Linked DNA regions of Homo sapiens: region 1 is linked to region 2. A link is a loop called in an ENCODE intact Hi-C map of the cell type or tissue named here. Cell type or tissue: PC-9. All regions are shown on one strand. Links, peaks and the distances in the headings refer to the core of each region. The heading gives the core; the rest is flanking DNA.

Region 1 (4,396 bases), core at 178-4,177, 390 kb after region 2:
GGAACAGTGAGATACTGAAGAGTCCTGAAGATCAAACCACAGGCAATTCCAAGAGGAATGTATAGTCATGGCTGCCCTTCGCTCCCCTCGAACATCTGTGCATCAGCGGTAGTTAGGGGGTGGGAACTACCCTTTATTGAATACCTACTCTATACCTCACCCTATGTAGGTACTCCACATACAGTATCCTATTTGAAGCCCAAAATAATCCTGTAGTGGGTTTAATAGTGTCTCCCCAAATTTTATGTGCACCTGGAACCTCAAAATGTGCCCTCATTTGGAAATAGGGTCTTTGTAGAGGTAATTAGTTTAATCCCCAGTCACTGGCTGAGAGCAGGGGCAAATGGAAATGTCCAGCACAAGGGCTCTCAAGCATATGACACCATTACACCCCTGAGAGATGCTAGCTTGCTGTTTCTTGGTGAGTGTCATTTTGCAAATCAATTGGATTAAGATCTCAGCTGCTCAGACATTAGTGAATTGAATGTCAAATACTACACTGACTATCAGGGGAATTTTTATGTTGATGCCCACCAAATTAATACTTGTTGGTTATACCCTGGTTCAGAAATGAAGTAATTTTTCTTTTGCAGGTAGCTTCTTCTTATATGTGAGATATCACTACTTCATGTATCAACATCTATACAAATTGGTAATTTAAGAAAAAGGACTGAAAACTACGAAGCCTAGAATGTCATGGAATCTTGGACCTGGAATAGAACATCCCACTTATTCTCCTACTTAGAGCAGAAATCCCTTTTAAGGTGCCTGCAGTAATCATTCTTTCGATAAAAATGCCAATCATTGGGTAAAGTGCCTCTACCCAATGACTGGTATCTTTATTTTTTTAAAAAAAGGAGAGAACACACATACACATAGAAAGAAAAACAGCCACAAGAAGACAGAGACAGAGATTAAAGTGATGCTGCCACAAGCCTAGGAGGCCAGGAGCTGCCTGAAGCTGGAAGAGGCGAGGAAGGAATCTCCCTTAGAGCTTTGGGAGGGAGCATGGCCTTGACAACACCTTGATTTCAGACTGTGGCCTCCAGAGACAGAAAAAATTTCTTTGAGAGAATAACTTTCTAATTTTTTTAAGTCACCCAGTTTGCGGAAATTTGCTATGGCAGCCCAGGAAACTAATACAAATCCTAAGAGGTTAGGTATCATTACTGCCATTGTACTGACACAGAAACTGAGGATCAACAGCGTTCAGTAACTTCCAGGAAGTAATACACAGTGTTCAATCCAATCCGTATGTAAGGGGAGGGAAGGTAAAAGGTGGTGAGGCACCTGAAAGGAAGAAGGTGTATGAGATAGAGGCAGGGCTGCAATTTTCAGCCTTAGTGTTGATGGTGATGAACCAGGAGTTACAGGTGCTGGAAGCATAATCTCAAGTAGAGCTGGCAGACCCGCCTTCCCTACGGCCACCCCTGCCAGCAGTGATTCAGGACCCAGAGACTCCCAACTGACCTCACCCAGAGATGGCTGTTTATTTTGCTTTAACTCAATGAGAGAACAATTTTAACAATGAAACTGAACAGGTACAACAAGAGAATGCTAACCATAGACCAATGTCCCCAACCACTTGTCTCAGCAGCTCATGAGTTGCCCATGGCCATACTCCACCATTAAGGTTCCACTATGGACCAAGGCAGTGTTTATTTCCTCCTTCCATAAACATTGAGGTATTTCAAAAATACCATTTAGAATAACATAAAGAATACCTATGTACTACCATTTAGCTTTCATAATTTTTAACACTTAAGTATAATTATTTGTTTCTCAACTATATTTCAAGCCATGTCCCCCTCTTCTGGTGAATATAAAACATTTCCAGGAGGCTGAGGCAGGAGAATGGCATGAACCCAGGAGGCGGAGCTTGCAGTGAGCCGAGATAGCGCCACTGCACTCCAGCCTGGGCAACAGAGCAAGACTCTGTCTCAAAAAAAAAAAAAAAAAACTCACATCACTCTCTCTCTCCCTCCCATTGAGGTTCTAACGCACTCCCACTATGGAGGTGTGTAACCTGCCTATTGGCAATTGTTGGGACAGACATAATGAATTTTGGTTTCAGCAATACAAGACAAAGGTCCCTGTGATGTTTTGATGGGACAGATAAGATGACCAAAGCCAAGAGTAGGTTGAATGGTAGTACCCATTGATGTGAGTTAGCTAATTGGTCTCAACCTAAAGAAGGCTCTTTCTTGACATGCTACAAGGCCCCTTCCTTGTTTCTTTCCTATTAACATTTTTACCAACAACTTGTATGAAAACTTAGAAGTATGTGAGTTAAACTTCTACTCAACACATTCCATTCTATCTTGTATTGCATAAGTGTTTACATTCCTCTCCCCAGCCACACTGTAAGCTTCATAGGTGTGCCTGCCTGGAGCCTTGCCAATAGCTGTGGGCTCAAAAAATGTTGGTTGAATTAAATTGTACTTATGAGGACAGGTTGCAGAAACTGGGAATGTTTCGCCTGGAAATGAGAAGGTGTCAGGGAGAAATGATGGCTGTCTTCACATATTTGAAGGATGATGAGATTTAAGCAATGTAGCTCTTCAGGGAAAAATCAGAACAACTGGTGAAAGGAACAGTGAGTTGATTTCTGCCCAGTGTAAGGAAACTCTTTATAACATTTACACCTGATGGCAATGGGAATGGGTGGAATTGCGAGTCCTCATACTCACAATGGGAGGGGCGCAATGATTACTGCAGGCACTTTAAAAGGGATTTCTGCTCTAAGTAGGAGAACAAATGGGATGCTGTATTCCAAGTCCAAGATTCTATGACATTCTAGCCTTCCTAGTTTTCAGTCCTTTTTCTTAAATTGCCAATTTGCATAGATGTTGATACATGAAGTAATGCTATCTCACATATAATAGGAAGCTAACTGCAAAAGAAAAATTACTTCATTTCTGAACCAGGGTATAACCAACTACAGGTATTATTACCCTTAATTTCGTGGGCATCAACATAAAAATTCCCCTGATAGTCAAAGTAGTATTTGACATTCAATTCACTAATGTCTGAGCAACTGAGATCTTAATCCAATTGATTTGCAAAATGGCACTCACCAAGAGACGGCAACCTAGTGTCTCTTAGGGATGTAATGGTGTCACATGCTTGAGAGCCCTTGTGCTGGACATTTCCATCTACCCATGCTCTCAGCCAAGGCATGCTGGCCTGCATGGACCACGTCAGCAGGCTTCCAGAAGGATTTGGCCAAAGAGGAGGACTGGCAGAAGATCAGAGGGAGGGTGGAAAGGGTGGCCATTTCCTTCCTGCCTCCCTTCCTACTGTGCATCATGATCTGGCCAGGTCTCTCATCTGAAGCCACAATTCCTGTAAGATGACCCTCTCCACAGAGCTGGCTCTGCTTCCAGGTTCCCAGAAATGCTCTTCTTCCTTTCCCTTTCAGATGTAGAATTAATATTGGCTCCCTGCTGTAACTACCCCTAGGATATTGCACTATTCCTGTGGTTTCCCTATACAATGCCCTGCCCTCACCTCTGAAAAGAGTCCCCTTATTGAACTCTCCTCAAATCACCCAGTTCAGGTCTGTAGACCTTCCTGCTGGAGCATTAGCTGACACAGCCAGACCAGAGTCAAGGCCAATAAACTGAGGGTGCATTCAATGGCAGAGTAAGTGTGTCCCTCCTTACCGGGGCACACAGATGGGAGATGTTGCCACCCAGAGAAACTCCTGGGAGTCTCTCCAGTAGTGCTGGTCTGACCAAGAAAAGAACAGTAAAAGCAATTAGACAGTAACAGGAGATCACAGTCAATTCATTAGAAAATGTGTTAATTAATGGGAGCCAGAAGTATAAATACTGAAAGAGCCCAAATGTAAATCTTGCTCCCCGCCCCAACAAAAAGTAGCCTCCAGGCGATGGGATAAGAAGCCAGGAGCCTGATGGGCAGTGTCCGGATGGGGCCGGTGGAGAGCAGCCAGCCTGCATTTGCAGGAAGTAGCAAAGGCTGATTTCACCCACTTCATCTTTCTGCCTAGAACCAAGCCTGCTGAGATGCAATAATGAAAATCTTCACAGCACATTACTGAATACAGTAATGCCTTTCTGCCTCAATAATACCGCAGCCTGTGCATGAATGTAATGCATTATTCTGATGCTGCTAGAAGAAAATTCAGTGATTTACATTTAGGGTTTATGTTTTGTTTCCAAATGAAAACATTCATCCCAACAACTATTCCTACACAGGTATTCCCAAAGCAAATGGCTCAAGATTTAGACTGTGTTCTGTTGCCTAAGACTTCTGACCTAATTCAGCTTCCCATCTTACCAGATTTTTAAAAGCCTGGTTAAAGATTTATAATCCTGTCATTTTATCCCCAGGACAAATTATATTCCAGGTGACTTTAATGCATGAAGATGAC
Region 2 (4,396 bases), core at 116-4,115:
TTAGACTGAATAATTGATTTCAATACACTCAAACACTGTTTAATCTTATAGCATCTAAAATAAGAACTTTAGAACCTAGAAAATAATTGCAAGTTAGAAACTAGTTGTGAATGTTCCTGACCTGAAGATACCTGTAACAAACCAGTCACTTTAGTCTGGACATGGTGGCTCACTCTTGTACTCCCAGGTCTTTCGGGGGCCAAAGACAGAGGATCATTTGAGCCCAGGAGTTCAGGGCCAGCCTGGGCAACACAGTAAGACCCTGTCTCTACAAAATATTAAAAAATTACCAGGTGTGGTGGTGTGCAGGTGTGGTCCCAGCTACTTGGGAGGCTGAGGTGGGAGGACCACTTGAGCGCAGAAGGTCAAGGCTGCAGTGAGCTGTGATTGTGTCACTGCACTGTAGTCTAGGTGACAGAGTGAGACCGTGTCTCACAAAAAAAAAGAAAGAAAGAAAGAAAGAAAATAAATTAGTCACTTTAATATAATTTTTGATGAATTCTCTTTCTCCAAGGCTTGATAAATATTTTATGGATTCACAGAGCCAACTGGCTTCATTTCACTTCTATCCATCTAGGAACTTTTGTGTTGATCTTACCTGTCCACCTTCCAGTGTCTGGCATTGTAAAAGAACTACCCCAATGTTAGATTGTTTGAATGCTTCATGCCCAGCACACTTTACATGCTAAGCACTTTATATATGTTAATTATAATCTGCATAACAGCCCCAATAAATGAGAGTGAGCAATTTCACATAAACAGCACCAAGATTTAAGAAGACCAGAGAATTTGATCAAGTCTACACAGCTAGTTGCAGGCAGAGGCTGAATTTAAAAGCAAACTAGACTATTCCAGACCATTCCTGGTGTTTCATGAAGTGCAGTCTCTGTACCACCTGGAGTGATACTTTAAATGTATATGACCAGGACACACCTTCTATATACTGAATCATATGTTTTAGAGATGGGGTGCTAAATTCTACATGTGTAAGAAGCTCCCAGGTGATTCTGTGCCATGCAGATATTGACGTGGCTGATTCTAAATATAAAAAGACAAAATTGTGGTCAGATCCCAGTTGTTCATGCATCATGAAAACTCAGGGTTTGCACTCCAGCTGTGAACTTTTCACTGGCCTTTACCACCTACACATCAAAATATGCTAAAATGCCAATGCACAGAATTAGAGAAGGAGGAAATTCCCAATTTATTATGCAATTTAGTACTTAGCAAGAATTAAATGGGGGAGGAATAACTTGTTTAATTACAAGGGGGGAAGAAAGTACGCACACACACACCCCAACTTGAAAAAGGGCTTGGGAATTCTGAAGTGGAATTTTAGTGAAATATTTAAAACTGCTTCCATTATTTAAACGAATGGCATTATTCATTTGATAGACTTGGTTGCCCAAATCATTCGGAAATATTACATGACTTACAAAATAATCTTACAATCAAAGATTAATGAAATCTTTTAAAACTAATACATGAACAAAGTGATTTACAAACATTTAACTCTTACAAGAGCCTTCATGAGGTGAATTTTATTATTTCTAATTGAAAATGGAAGAAACCCAGTCTCACAGAGATTATTTGCTTAAAAGAGCTCTGCTAATAAGGACAGCCCCAGGACTCAAACCCATCACCTTATGACTAAAATGCCCCCTGCTCTATGTCACATCACAATGCCTCGAGGGAGTTCATCTTAGTGGTTCTCAAAGTGTGGTTCCTGAAGCAGCTGCATCAGCATCACCCGGGAATGTGACAGAAATGCAAATTCTCAGGCCCAACCCCAGTGTTCCTGAACCAACAACTGCAGGGCCAGGATGCAGAATCTGCGATTTAACAAACCTTCCAGGTGATTCTAGTACACAATAAAGTTTAAGAAGCACTGCTTTATTTCCTTCTTAGCTGTCTAGAAAACCAAAGCAAAAATGAGCAAACAAGCCATGAATTCTCTTATGGGTGTGGAAGATGAAGAATTTAATGATGAGCTCATCGCTTCAGGAATGTCGGCATTTTTACAGCCAAACAGGACTGCTTGCATTGCCTGCTCCACTGCAAGCTTAATTCCTTGACATTTATATTACTAATCAATACTTGGCTGAGTTTATTTCCAGTAACCCTAGTGTCCTAACATAGTCAGTGCTAGCGTAGAACATCACCTGAATACTTGGCAAAGTCTATTTAAAAAAAAAAAAATTGCCTTTGATCAGATTTCCATCCACACATTTAAACACATTTAGTTGCTTTCCTTTTCTGAAACTTGACCTTCAGATGCCTCCAAAAGAAAAATGCTGCTGAAGCCAGTTGGAAAACAAATTAAAGCAAAGAATGTCTAGATAAAGGGGGAAAGTAACAGGAGCTCTTTATACTAAGAACAATTGCTGCTAATCACTATGTGCCAAGTACTGTGCTAAGCGCGTTTCCTGCATTTGCTTATTCAATCCTTGCAATAAACTTATAAGGTAGATATAATAAATCCTTTTCACAGATGATGAAACTGATGATTAAGTAACTTGTCTAAGTTCCCACAGCCAGTAAGTGGTCTGTTCCAACAGTCTTTGCTCCTAAACTAGACTAGCCTTCATCTCATTTAAACCATCTTTTTCAAGACAATATAATCTCCCTTGATCTTCTAAAATCATCCTTCGGAGGTCAGCCTTAGCACATGACACCTTGAAGCCACTGCTTGGCCAAGCTGGGCCTAGGGAGCTGTTTGCTATTGCCCCTGGGAGAGGCCAGTCTGTTTTTGACTCACAAAAGCCAGTTGTACCTATTTCTTTATGCAAAGTGTACTGTGTTTGCAAGAAGTTAAACATTTACATTCAGAAGGATGAGTGGAAGAGAAAAACAGAAGGTGCCAACCCTGTTGATATGAAACATATTTAAAGCCAAATGCTACAGAGCAAGAATAGCAGTTGCTGCAGGGACATTTTGAAGATGCGGTGAAGCCAGATCACTCATCACTTCAGAAAGCCCTATAAAGGCCACATCCAAAAATTGAGGCATCAAATCAAAGCTCCAGATAAAACTCCAGGACAAGGAGCTCTCAAAGAGCCGGGGAGAAACGATGGCTCTCTGTTCAATGTCAAGATGCTATGTTGGGTCATGAAGCTTTATGATACAAGGAAAAATGGAGTAGATTATAAAAAATAAAGCAATCAAACTTGGAAATTGTTAAGACTTCCTGTTCAATTTTTCCAGTAAAAAGCATTTTTCAAAACCAAAGAAAGTTTACTGTAAACAGCCCTGAAATAAAATGCAGTCAAGTGAGGCAGGTGTTATGGGTTGAATTGTGTCTCCCCAAAAAAATACCTTAAAGTCCTAACCCACAGTACCACAGAATGTGGCCTTACTTGGAGACCAGGTTATTGCAGATGTAATTAATTAAGATGAGGTCACAGTGGCAGGCCCCCAATCCAATACCACTGGTATCCTTATAAGACAGCCATGTAAAGGCAGAGACATACAGAAAGAATGTGATGTGATGGTGAAGGCAGAGACTGGAGTTACGCAGCTGCGAGCTGCCAGTATGAGACCAGAATGTGCCTCTTCAAAACATGAAGGATTGTTGAAGACAAGAAGAAACAGATACTCAAGAGATATCTTTCCTCCATTTGCCTAAAAGCAGGACAAAGATTTATGAAGACAAAAGGTATTCTGCCCTCCTGACTACCAGGGAGAACAAAGGTTAAAGACTGAAGATAGTTTAAGACCCTTATCAGCCTGACAATGGTATTAGAAGAATTTATATTAGCAAGCTGTACTAACTAACCTTTATCTGCAAGTTATTTGCCTTTCTTCACTGCCCCACCTGCAAGTTGCTGCCCACAGAGATTCAAAGGTCCTTTTCTATTGTCTTGTTACAAAAAATTTACTGTTCTTTGTTGAAGATGCTATATAAGCTGAAATTCAAAGCCACCTCTGAAAACTACTCATTCTCTTGGTGTCTCCATGTATACTCAAAATACACATGTTAATAAACTTCTGTCTGGTTTTCTCTTGTCAATCTGTCTTTTGTAACAAAGGTGCTTTCCAACTAAGAACCTATGGGGATTACTGTTACTCCCCTATACCAGTAAACCACTAGAAACCAGGAAGAGGCTAAGAAGTTCTCCCCTACAGCTTTCAGAGGGAGGACGGCCCTGACCACACCTTGATTTTAGACTTCTGGCCTCCAGAACTGTGAGATAATATATTCATGTCATTCGAAACCAGCAGCTTGTGGTACTTTATTACAGCAGCCCTAGGAAACTAATACAGCAGGTAAAGGCCAGAGAAAAATACTGGTAACCAAGCGGTTCCTACAGGGCAAATCCTGGGGGCCTCGCCTAAGAGCCTCCTCACCTAGAAGTGCCACTGGCTGGCAATGATCACTGTGCCTATGGAAGATGAT

What was found. Peaks named below come from ENCODE experiments on the same cell type or tissue, not always from the same donor. Only the 100,000 strongest peaks of a DNase experiment are listed, where the experiment ranks them.
Region 1: it touches region 2 in a loop (4-fold over the local background); 1 of 110 quality-filtered maps calls a loop at or near these places.

What each region holds. Positions count from the first base shown.
Region 1 is chr4:78,174,652-78,179,047 of GRCh38, reverse strand. The region is part of intron 2 of FRAS1 (Fraser extracellular matrix complex subunit 1); the gene reads right to left. Among named protein-coding and RNA genes, the nearest start is that of SNORD161, 110 kb to the left of the region's middle. In PC-9, for the core only: no CTCF peak of the experiment used is centred there; a DNase peak (open chromatin) is centred at 2,387; H3K27ac peaks cover 697 bases.
Region 2 is chr4:78,567,068-78,571,463 of GRCh38, reverse strand. The region is part of intron 2 of ANXA3 (annexin A3); the gene reads right to left. Among named protein-coding and RNA genes, the nearest start is that of ANXA3, 17 kb to the right of the region's middle. In PC-9, for the core only: no CTCF peak of the experiment used is centred there; a DNase peak (open chromatin) is centred at 2,033; H3K4me3 peaks cover 285 bases; H3K27ac peaks cover 3,370 bases.